Linked DNA regions of Homo sapiens: region 2 is linked to region 1. A link is a loop called in an ENCODE intact Hi-C map of the cell type or tissue named here. Cell type or tissue: PC-9. All regions are shown on one strand. Region 1 has its middle 42 kb from the start of SRD5A3. Region 2 has its middle 86 kb from the start of EXOC1L.

What was found. A loop is a pair of places that touch in the nucleus more often than their neighbours do. Peaks named below come from ENCODE experiments on the same cell type or tissue, not always from the same donor. Only the 100,000 strongest peaks of a DNase experiment are listed, where the experiment ranks them.
Region 2: it touches region 1 in a loop (8-fold over the local background); 9 of 110 quality-filtered maps call a loop at or near these places.

The regions. Positions count from the first base shown.
Region 1 is chr4:55,301,406-55,306,405 of GRCh38, reverse strand. No RefSeq gene overlaps it. Among named protein-coding and RNA genes, the nearest start is that of SRD5A3, 42 kb to the left of the region's middle. In PC-9, no CTCF peak of the experiment used is centred here; a DNase peak (open chromatin) is centred at 2,385; H3K27ac peaks cover 1,193 bases.
Region 2 is chr4:55,731,352-55,736,351 of GRCh38, reverse strand. No RefSeq gene overlaps it. Among named protein-coding and RNA genes, the nearest start is that of EXOC1L, 86 kb to the left of the region's middle. RefSeq lists a cis regulatory region at 2,125-2,490. In PC-9, no CTCF peak of the experiment used is centred here; a DNase peak (open chromatin) is centred at 2,251; H3K27ac peaks cover 1,931 bases.

The sequences.
Region 1 (5,000 bases):
GGAGGCAGTGGCATGCACCTGTAGTCCCAACTATTTAGGAGGCTGAGGCAGGAGGATCCCTTGAGCCTAGGAGGTCAAGGCTACAGTGAGCCGTGATTGTGCCTTTGCACTCCAGCCTGGGTGACAGAGTGAGACCCTGTCTTCCCTGCCCCAAAAAACTAGGAAAGTGCAGGAGATGCTAAGTTACACCCTTATCGAGGAGCTTACAGTCTGGTGGCTGAGACAGACACATAGACAATGAAGTACAATTAGGATGGCTCATACTCTGATGGAAGCCTGTGCAGAGTATTGTGGGGGCTCCAGGGAAAGTGGGTCCTTTTCTAAGTAGGATGAAATTGAAGAATGATGTAGAAAGGTTTCATAGAGAGGTGGTATTAGTACGAAAACTGGATCTTGAAGAGTGAGAACGTGCTCGTCACACTGCTAGGGCATAGTGAGGGGAAGAAACAGAATGAAGCATAGAAAAGCATCCTCCCTGTGTGTGACAGTTAGAAGATAATAGAAGACCAATTTAACTCGGCTTGTGCATAAAGAGTGAATTTATTGGATCCTATAACTCAAAAATCAGAGAGGGTGGGAAATACAGATTCAGCTGGATTCAAGCATTCCATGGATGTTGTTTGGCCCAAATTTCTTGCCTTCTCTTAACACTACTTTCTACTCTGTTGACTTCATTTAGGCATGTTCTTCCCAGGAGGTAGTGGGGATGGCCACAAACACTCAATATTAAATGTAGGCTCTGAGATGCCCCAGCAGAATGATAGTTTATTTTCTTCTAATGGTTCAGGTTAAAGCTTCTAGTTATCTCTGATTGAACTGACTTGAATCCTATGCCCAGTCCTGAAAGTGAGTATGGCCAGGCAGCCCTAAGCAAACCACAGAAACTGAAGGTGCATTGGCTGCTGTTTCCTGAAGGGAAATGGGTGATATCTGCAGAAGAAGGAAAAGCAGATGTTGGGCAGGCAAGAACGACAGATGAACATGACAGTCTGCTTAGGGAGCTTCTAGTAATCCAGGATGGATAGAGCAAGAGACCAGGTGATGAGAGCTTTGGATGCTACTGGGCAGAGTGTGGACTTTATTTGGTGGGCAAGAGGGTGCCACTGGAGGGTTTAAATCAGGAATAACATGGTTCTTTGACATATTATTACTAATTGAAGTCCACACGAGGCTTCACTGTATATGTTGTACATTCTATGGGTTTTGAAAAATGGGTAACAGCATGTATCCACCCTTATACTTCATACAGAATAGTTTAACTGGCTGGGCATGGTGGACCATGCCTGTAATCCCAGCACTTTGGGAGGCCAAGGGGGGTGGGTCACATGAGGTCAGGAGTTTGAGGCCAGCCTGGCCAACATGGCAAAACCCCATCTCTACTAAAAATACAAAAATTAGCTGGGTGTGGTGGCATGTGCCTGTAATCCCAGCTACTCAAGAGGCTGAGTTAGGAGAGTGGCTTGAACCCAGGAGGCGGAGATGGCAGTGAGTTGAGATCATGCCATTGCACTCCAGCCTGCGAGACAGAGTGAGACTCCGTCTCAAAAAAAAAAAAAAAAAAAGTTTGACTGCCCTAAAAATCCCTTGTTCTCTACCTAGTTATTCCATCCCCTCAAGCCCTCGGCAACCAATGGTCTTTTTGCTCTCTCCCAAGTTTTTGCCTTTACCAGAATGACATATAGTTGGAATAATACAGTATGTAGCCTTTTCAGATTGGCTTCTTTCACTCAGTAATATGCATTTAAGTTTCCTTCGTGTCTTTTTATGGCTTGAGAGATCATTTCTTTTTATCGCTGAGAAATATTCCACTATATGGATGTATCACAGTTTGTTTATGCATTCTTCTATTGAAGGACATCTTAGTTGTTTCCACATGTTGGCAATTATGGATAAAGCTGCTACATATGTGCATGTGCAGGTTTTTGGGTCGAAATAAGCTTTCAACTCCTTTGAGTAAATACCAAGGAGTAGTGCTGGGTCAAGCATGGTCCTTTGCATAACCCTCTTTTATTTGCAATATACTTTCACATTCATTAATTTACCCAATTTTCACAGGAGCTCTCTGAGTTAAGTGAAGCATGTGTTTTTATTCCTACATAACAGGTGGGAAACTGAGGATCCAAGAATTTAAGTAAGACATACAAATTCACATAGTTGGTGAGTGTGTAACCACAACACTTAATCCAGCCTCTTCATACAGCCTGAAGTTTACAATAAAGCAATTAGCTGTAGCCAGAATAATTCTCATGATCTCATCCTACACCTCTCAAACAATGAGACCAGGCCAGTCTTAGAAAAATGGGGAAGTAGCAAGGTCCTTTCACTGTCTTCCTGGGTCCACACCCAGAGTCTGTCTTTCAGACGTCCTCTGGCTTTTTCTCCAGGATCAAAAGCACCCTCACTACTACCCTGGAGACTGCCCAGAAACAGGCCAGATAACTCGATGAAGTCATTCGAGTAATTGTTATTATTAATGACTCAGAGTGCTGCCCCTCCCAGATGAAATATGCATTTCATAGTAGTTTAAAGACTTATCTCAAAAGAGTGAAAAAATGTGGCAATTTTTAGCACCCTGGCAGGACTTGGAGGGTGGAGACAGATGAAGTGAGGTCTCTCAGTGCTCCTGAAATTATACCTCATATTTGGTTCAAACAATATGTCATACCTATAGGTAACGGGTATGATGGGTTAACTTCCTGACATTGCCATGGCATTTATTCTTTCATTTCATTCCAAGTTGCAGAAATTACCCCCAGAGAATTAGAAGAAGGTATCAATGGGCAAAATGACTTAAGTACAGTTACATTTCCTTTCAGTACCTAGGCCTTAATTTCCCCTTCAGTTATATATATATATGCACATATTTTAAATGAAAGCAAGTTTATTAAGAAAGCAAAGGAATAAAGAATGGCTACTCCATAGGTAGAGCAGTGACATGGGCTGCTCAATTGTGTATACTTATAGTTACTTTTTTTTTTTTTGGAAACATAAAATTTTATTAAAAACATATAACAAACAAAAATTACTAAAGGAAAGCCATAGGACTTGTTGCTGAGACATAGTGAGAAAAATGGTTGTTAGTCAGAAAAATTATTGTTGAATGAGGTGTGAACAATCTCTTTTCTTTTTCATTATACTTTAAGTTCTAGGGTACATGTACACAACATGCAGGTTTTTTACATAGGTATACATGTGCCATGTTGGTTTGCTGCACACATCAACTTGTCAATTACATTAGGTATTTCCTTGAATGCTATCCCTCCCCCAGCCCCTCACGCCCCAACAGGCGCTGGTGTGTGATGATCCCTGCCCTGTGTCCATGTGTTCTTGTTGTTCAACTCCCACCTATGAGTGAGAACATGCGGTGTTTGGTTTTCTGTCCTTGTGATAGTTTGCTTAGAATGATGGTTTCCAGCTTCATCCATGTCCTTGCAAAGGATATGAACTCACCCTTTTTTATGGCTGCATAGTATTCCATGGTATATATGTGCCAGGTTTTCTTAATTCAGTTTATCATTGATGGACATTTGGGTTGGTTCCAAGTCTTTGCTATTTTGAATAGTGCTGTAATAAACATACGTGTGCATGTGTCTTTATCGTAGAAAGATTTATAATACTTTGGGTATATACCCAGTAATGGAATCACTGGGTCAAATGGTATTTCTAGTTCTAGATCCTTGAGGAATCACCACACTGTCTTCCACAGTGGTTGAACTAATTAACACTTCCACCAACAGTGTATTTCTCCACATCCTCTCCAGCATCTGTTGTTTCCTGACTTTTTAATGATTGCCATTCTAACTGGTGTGAGATGGTATCTCATTGTGGTTTTGATTTGCATTTCTCTGATGACCAGTGATGATGGGCATTTTTTCATATGTCTGTTGGCTGCATAAATGTCTTCTTTTGAGAAGTATCTGTTCATATCCTTTGCCCACTTTTTGATGGGGTTGTTTGTTTTTTTTCTTGTAAATTTATTTAAGTTCTTTGTAGATTCTGGATATTACCTCTTTGTCAGATGGGTAGATTGCAAAAATTTTCTCCCATTCTGTAGGCTGCCTCTTCACTCTGATGGTAGTTTCTTTTGCTGTGCAGAAGCTCTTTAGTTTAATTAGATCCCATTTGTCTATTTTGGCTTTTGTTGCCATTGCTCTTGGTGCTTTAGTCATGAAGTCTTTGCCCATGCCTATGTCCTGAATGGTATTGCCTAGGTTTTCTTCTAGGGTTTTCATGGTGTTAGGTCTCACATTTAAGTCTTTAATCCATCTTGAGTTAATTTTTGTATATGGTGTAAGGAAGGGATCCAGTTTCAGCTTTCTACATATGGCTAGCCAGTTTTCCCAGCACCTTTTATTAAATAGGGAATCCTTTCCCCATTGCTTGTTTTTGTCAGGTTTGTCAAAGATCAGATGGTTGTAGATGTGTGGTGTTATTTCTGAGGGCTCTGTTCTGTTCCATTGATCTATATACCTGTTTTGGTACCAGTACCATGCTGTTTTGGTTACTGTAGCCTTGTAGTATAGCTTAAAGCTAGGTAGCATGATGCCTCCAGCTTTGTTCTTTAGGCTTAGGATTGTCTTGGCAATTGCAGGCTCTTTTTTGGTTCCATATGAACTTTAAAGTAGTTTTTTCCAATTCTGTGAAGAAAGTCATTGGTAGCTTCATGGGGATAGCATTGAATCTATAAATTACCTTGGGCAGTGTGGCCATTTTCATGATATTGATTCTTCCTATCCATGAGGATGGAATGTTCTTCCGTTTGTTTGTGTCCTCTTTTATTTCATTGAGCAGTGGTTTGTAGTTCTCCTTGAAGAGGTCCTTCACATCCCTTGTAAGTTGGATTCCTAGATATTTTATTCTCTTTGTAGTAATTGCTAATGGGAGTTCACTCATGATTTGTCTCTCTGTTTTTCTATTATTGGTGTATAGGAATGCTTGTGATTTTTGCACATTGATTTTGTATCCTGAGACTTTGCTGAAGTTGATCCTCAGCTTAAGGA
Region 2 (5,000 bases), 430 kb before region 1:
GCTGCTTTTGGTTCATCTTCATCCTCAGGGGACCCTGCAGAAGCTTGTTCATCCAACCCACTGATTTCCTCTTGACTGCCTCCACACATCATTTGCAGAGAGGTCTGACCCTTATTTCCCTCCCATAGGCACTGGAAGTGAATTTAGACCAATTTTTAAAGTCTCTAATTTATGATACAATGTAATTTAAAGGGGAAAACATAAATGACACAATGGGAAATATGCATTGGGGGCTGTGTTCTCAAAGATTTGGCACTAAAAAATAATGAGGACAAATGACAATGGGAATACAGCAATGGTATCTTTGGAGTCAGCTGGTCCTAAGTTCAAATTCTGACTGCCCCCCTTCTTAAGTGTGTTATTTTGGCAAAATTCATTTCTCTTTGAACTTCACTTTTCTCTCCTATATAATAAGGCTAATTCCTACTTTGCATGGTTGTTGTGGGAATTAAATAAGATCATATGCTTAAAGCACCTAGGTTAGTAGGCTGCCTATCAATTTCAGTACCTTTTCCTTTCCCTTCCTTACCTTATTCCTGTGCTCTAACTCAAAATTGTACCCCAGTGCCAGTAACAGGGATGCTGCTGCGTTCCCCTCAACTTTACGCCTACCTTGGTAATCTGCTTCCAAATCTTCCTGATGCTGACCACTGGCTGGATCTCTACCATCTTGTTACTTTCAGTTCCCTGTCGGCCCATGCACTGCTGGGATAACCACCTGATGTGTTTTTTTGTACCTCTTTGGGGCTAGTTGCCTGCCCACCTTCTTGAATGGCTATCCCTGACAACTGGGTATGTCCACCACTCCCCTTGACCTAACAAAATCCCCCTTCCTGCTGCTGGGTTAGCCATTCCCCAACCCCCAAATGTTACCCTGCCTCCAAATCACCGGGCCTGATGCTTCAGAAAAGAGCTGTTCAGCTGCACTGTGCATAGTATCTCTTTGCCACCTGCACATGTTCAGAAAGGCTGTGATTTTTTTCCAGCTTTTATTTTAGATTCAGAGGGTATATGTGTAGGTTTGTTGCAAAGGTGTATGGCATGATGCTGAGGTTTGGAGTATGGTTGAATGTGTTACCTAGGTGGTGAGCAGAGTATCCAATAGGTAGTTTTTCAACCATTGCCCCCCTTCCTCCCTCCCCACTCTTGTTGTCCCCAGTATCTATTGTTCCTATCTTTATGTTCATATATACCCAATGTTTAGCTCCCACTTATATGTGAGAACACATGGTATTTGGTTTTCCATTTCTGTGTTAGTTCATTTAGGATAATGGCCTCCAGTTGCATCTATGTTGCTGCAAATTATAAAATTTCATTCTTTTTTATGGCTGCATAATTTTCCATGGTGTATATGTGCCACATTTCCTTTAGTAAATCCACCAATGATGGGCATTAAGGTTGATTCCATGTCTTTGCTATTGTCTCTATATTTGTTGTTTTTTTGTTTTTCAAAAAGAGTATGATCTAAAAAGAGTGACTGACCGGGTCTTGCTCTGTTACCCAGGCTGGAGTTCTGTGGTGTGATCATAGCTTGCTGCACCTCAAGCTCCTGGGCGCAAGCAATACTCCTGCCTCGGCTTCTTAAGTAGCTGGGACTACATGCACATGCCACCATGCCCAGTTAATTTTATTTAAGTTATTTTTTGTAAAGAAAGGGTTTCACTATGTTTCCCAGACTGTTCTTGAACTCGTGGCCTCAAGGGATCCTTCTGCCTTGACCTCTAAAAACACTGGAATTACAGGTGTGAGCCACTGTGCCTGGCCTTGCTATTGTGAATAGCGCTGCAATGAATATACAGGTGCGGGTCTTTTTGGTAGAATGATTTATTTTCCTTTGGGTATATACTTGGTAATGGGATTGCTGGGTTGAATGGTCATTCAACTCTTCTTTGAGAAATCTCTAAACTGCTTTCCACAGTGGCTAAACTAATTTACATTCCACCAATATATTCACATTGAGTATAAGTGTTCCCTTTTCTCCACAGCCCTGCCAACATCTGTCATTTTTTGACTTTTGAACAAAAGCAGAAAGGCTGTGATTTTTAAAGTGGAGCTGGGAAGTGGTCTGTCTGTCCAGATAGAGACTGCTGGTCTCTGCTAGTACAGCTTGAAGATCAGCAAGCATGCCACCTGGGGCATTGCACCACCATAAAACCTGTTTCTTTCCAGGCAGGAGTCCACCTAAGGCAGCATTGCCACAGCTGTAATAGGAAGTCTGAAAGGTGAGGTGAGGTGTTCCAGGGGAGACCGAGTAAGAAGCTCTGTATTTGTGTGCATTTGGAGCAGGTAGTCCAGGCCAAAGGCCCCAACGCAGTGAGTCATATGAGGCTGTACAACTGGAAAGCTGCCAGCTGGGCACACCCATTAGGATACATGTTCCTGCAGTGGCTTAGCAGAACTTTCCTATTAATATTTATTTAAATACCAACTCTACAGTTTCTGGACATAACTTTATATACCATCTTTCTGAAACTGTTTTTATGCCAAAACGAGTCCTTTAGAAAGTCCATTTATCTGAATTACTTTTTATTCTTCAAACTTATACAGCCACAAATGCTTCTTCTGTTAGGAAGAATTGACTGTTTTGTTAACATTTAGCTTCATGTGGGTTTTACATTAAATTCTTAAAATCCAAGGCTATAAAATTCTGAGAGAATAAACGTATCTTAATAGAAACTTTGCAAATGCGCCACTTTATTAGTGATGGAAATGGTTATGAAAATCTGCTGCTTTTCATAGATAGTGCCAGTTACAGATAGAGAAATATTGTGGTAATCAGCATTTGATCAAGCTCTGGGTTCTGTGAAACTGATTCTTAATGCAAATTTTATCTCGAAAACTTTAGTCTGCTCTCCTAAAATAGCAATAGCCATTTTGAGCCATGGACTAAAATGCTTATGGTCCCAAGGATCCTAATATCATAGTTTGTAGGGAAGTCAGAATATGATGCTTCAACTTGCCAAAGCTGTTTCTTCTTAATCACCTCCAAAAAAGTTAAATTATTAACTGTGCAATTCATTCCAAATTGCATGTCACCATTCTCTCTTTATTTTTAATTTCAAAAAAACTATTCTGATCACTTTATTTTCTTGAATAGAGCACATGGAAAACAAATGTTTAGATAATAAGGTGTTGGTCTTATTTTAAATTTTGCTTAATTGGAACTTTAAAAATCAATGTGAAGGCTGGATCTTAAAGGCAAGCTTAAAAAGACAGTCACAGCCGGGTGCAGTGGCACATGCCTGTAGTCCCAGCTACTCATGAGGATTGCTTAAGCCCAGGAGTTTAAGTCCAGCTGGGGCAATGTAGCAAGACCCTGTCTCTCTCTCAAAAAAAAAAAGAAGCAGCAGCAGCCGGTCTCAAAGGGTTGTATACCACATGATTGATTATATAACTAACCCCAAGTGACAAAATAATAGTATGGAAAACAGATCAGAGGTTGCCTGGGACCAGCACTGGGAGAACGGTGTGATTCTCAAGGAAGAATACTGGGGGTTTCTTTGTAGTGTCAGAAGAGTTCTGTACCCTGACTGTGGTGTTGGTTATTCGAATCTGCATGTGTGATAAAACTTCAGAAAACTATAGACCAAGAAAAAAAAAAAAGAAGAAAAAGTGTAAGTAACACTGGAATATGAATAAGGACTGTATCTGAGGTAATAATAATGAACAACATCAATTTCCTGGTTTTGACAATGTGCTCTGGGGATATGTAATAATACTGGGGGAAGTGAAGGGTACATGATAATTCTCTGTACTATTTTTCCAATTTCTTGTGAGAAACTATTTCAAACATAAAGATCAATTTTATGTTTATTATTTTAACAAATGAATGGAAAGAAGTAATTAGGTATATGAATTTTTTTTTTTAAAGAAAATTTTAAATGCCAGAATGTGAGTTCTTGGACTACTTGTATAAGGAAGTAACACCAAATGCTTTGGGAAAAAAGGAAGGTTGACAATAATCCATAACAATTTTCTGGTCACAGTTTCCTCAATAATATTTCCTTTCAGTGTTAGTTTCTTCTCTCCCTCCCATTGGTCCAGTTTCCATCACTCTCTTCTGCTCCTTTTTAATATATGAAAGTTCTTCGCTTCTCTCTCCCTTTTTCACTGCCTTCTCTTCCTTGTGCCTAATGTAATCTCTCTCTTTTATCCTCACAAAACCCAAATCCAGGTCAGCAAATTCCATTTATAGTCATAAATCTGGTCTCTGCTCTGTGTGCACTCATACGTATTTCTGAAGAGAGGATGGGGTGTTGGAAGAATCTGACTAGCAGAGGTAGGTGGGGAGAGCAGAGCAGAGAAGTTCTCTTTATTTATACTTTAGTACTGAGGGCAAGAGTCTCAGCATTTAAATGTCTGAATTATTCCTTTGCATGGCAAGAATGTGTCTAGATTTTTAAAAGCAACAAACATAACTACATATAAATAAAGGCACCTCCAGTTTGGTAGTGTTTTCAATAACACTCGCCTTGGTCAAAATGTTGACAATATAAGGGGGCACTCAAAATTGCTAATTTTCTCATTCCAATGCAAGATCTCCTTACTACAGGGTTAAAGTAGGTTTTCCCAAAGCTGTTTCAGGGTTGATGCTTATTTGAATCTTTAGATCAGTATCATACCAAATCTGAAGACAATTATTCCTAATTGATTTTTATTCTATACTTAGGAAAAAAATGTGAAAGCAAAAGGAGGTTTCTGTTCAAGATTTAAAAATGATTCTGCATTGGCAATTACATAAATGAACTTTGGAGACTCTTGGGAATTGCTTGCTAAATTCAATTTTCTTTATAGTTTGGGCCACTCTAAACTCTTCTCCAAAGCCTTTAGAAGTTTTAAGGTCAAGAGACGACCAGAATAAGAACTGCAATTGCAGCTACATGGAGTGTCTGTGTGGAATAGAGAACATGACTTCTTTTATTACATATGACACAAGAAACAAATATCAAAGTGGACCCTGGTATCTATGGGTATTTAATGCAATGTAGCAGATGAATCAC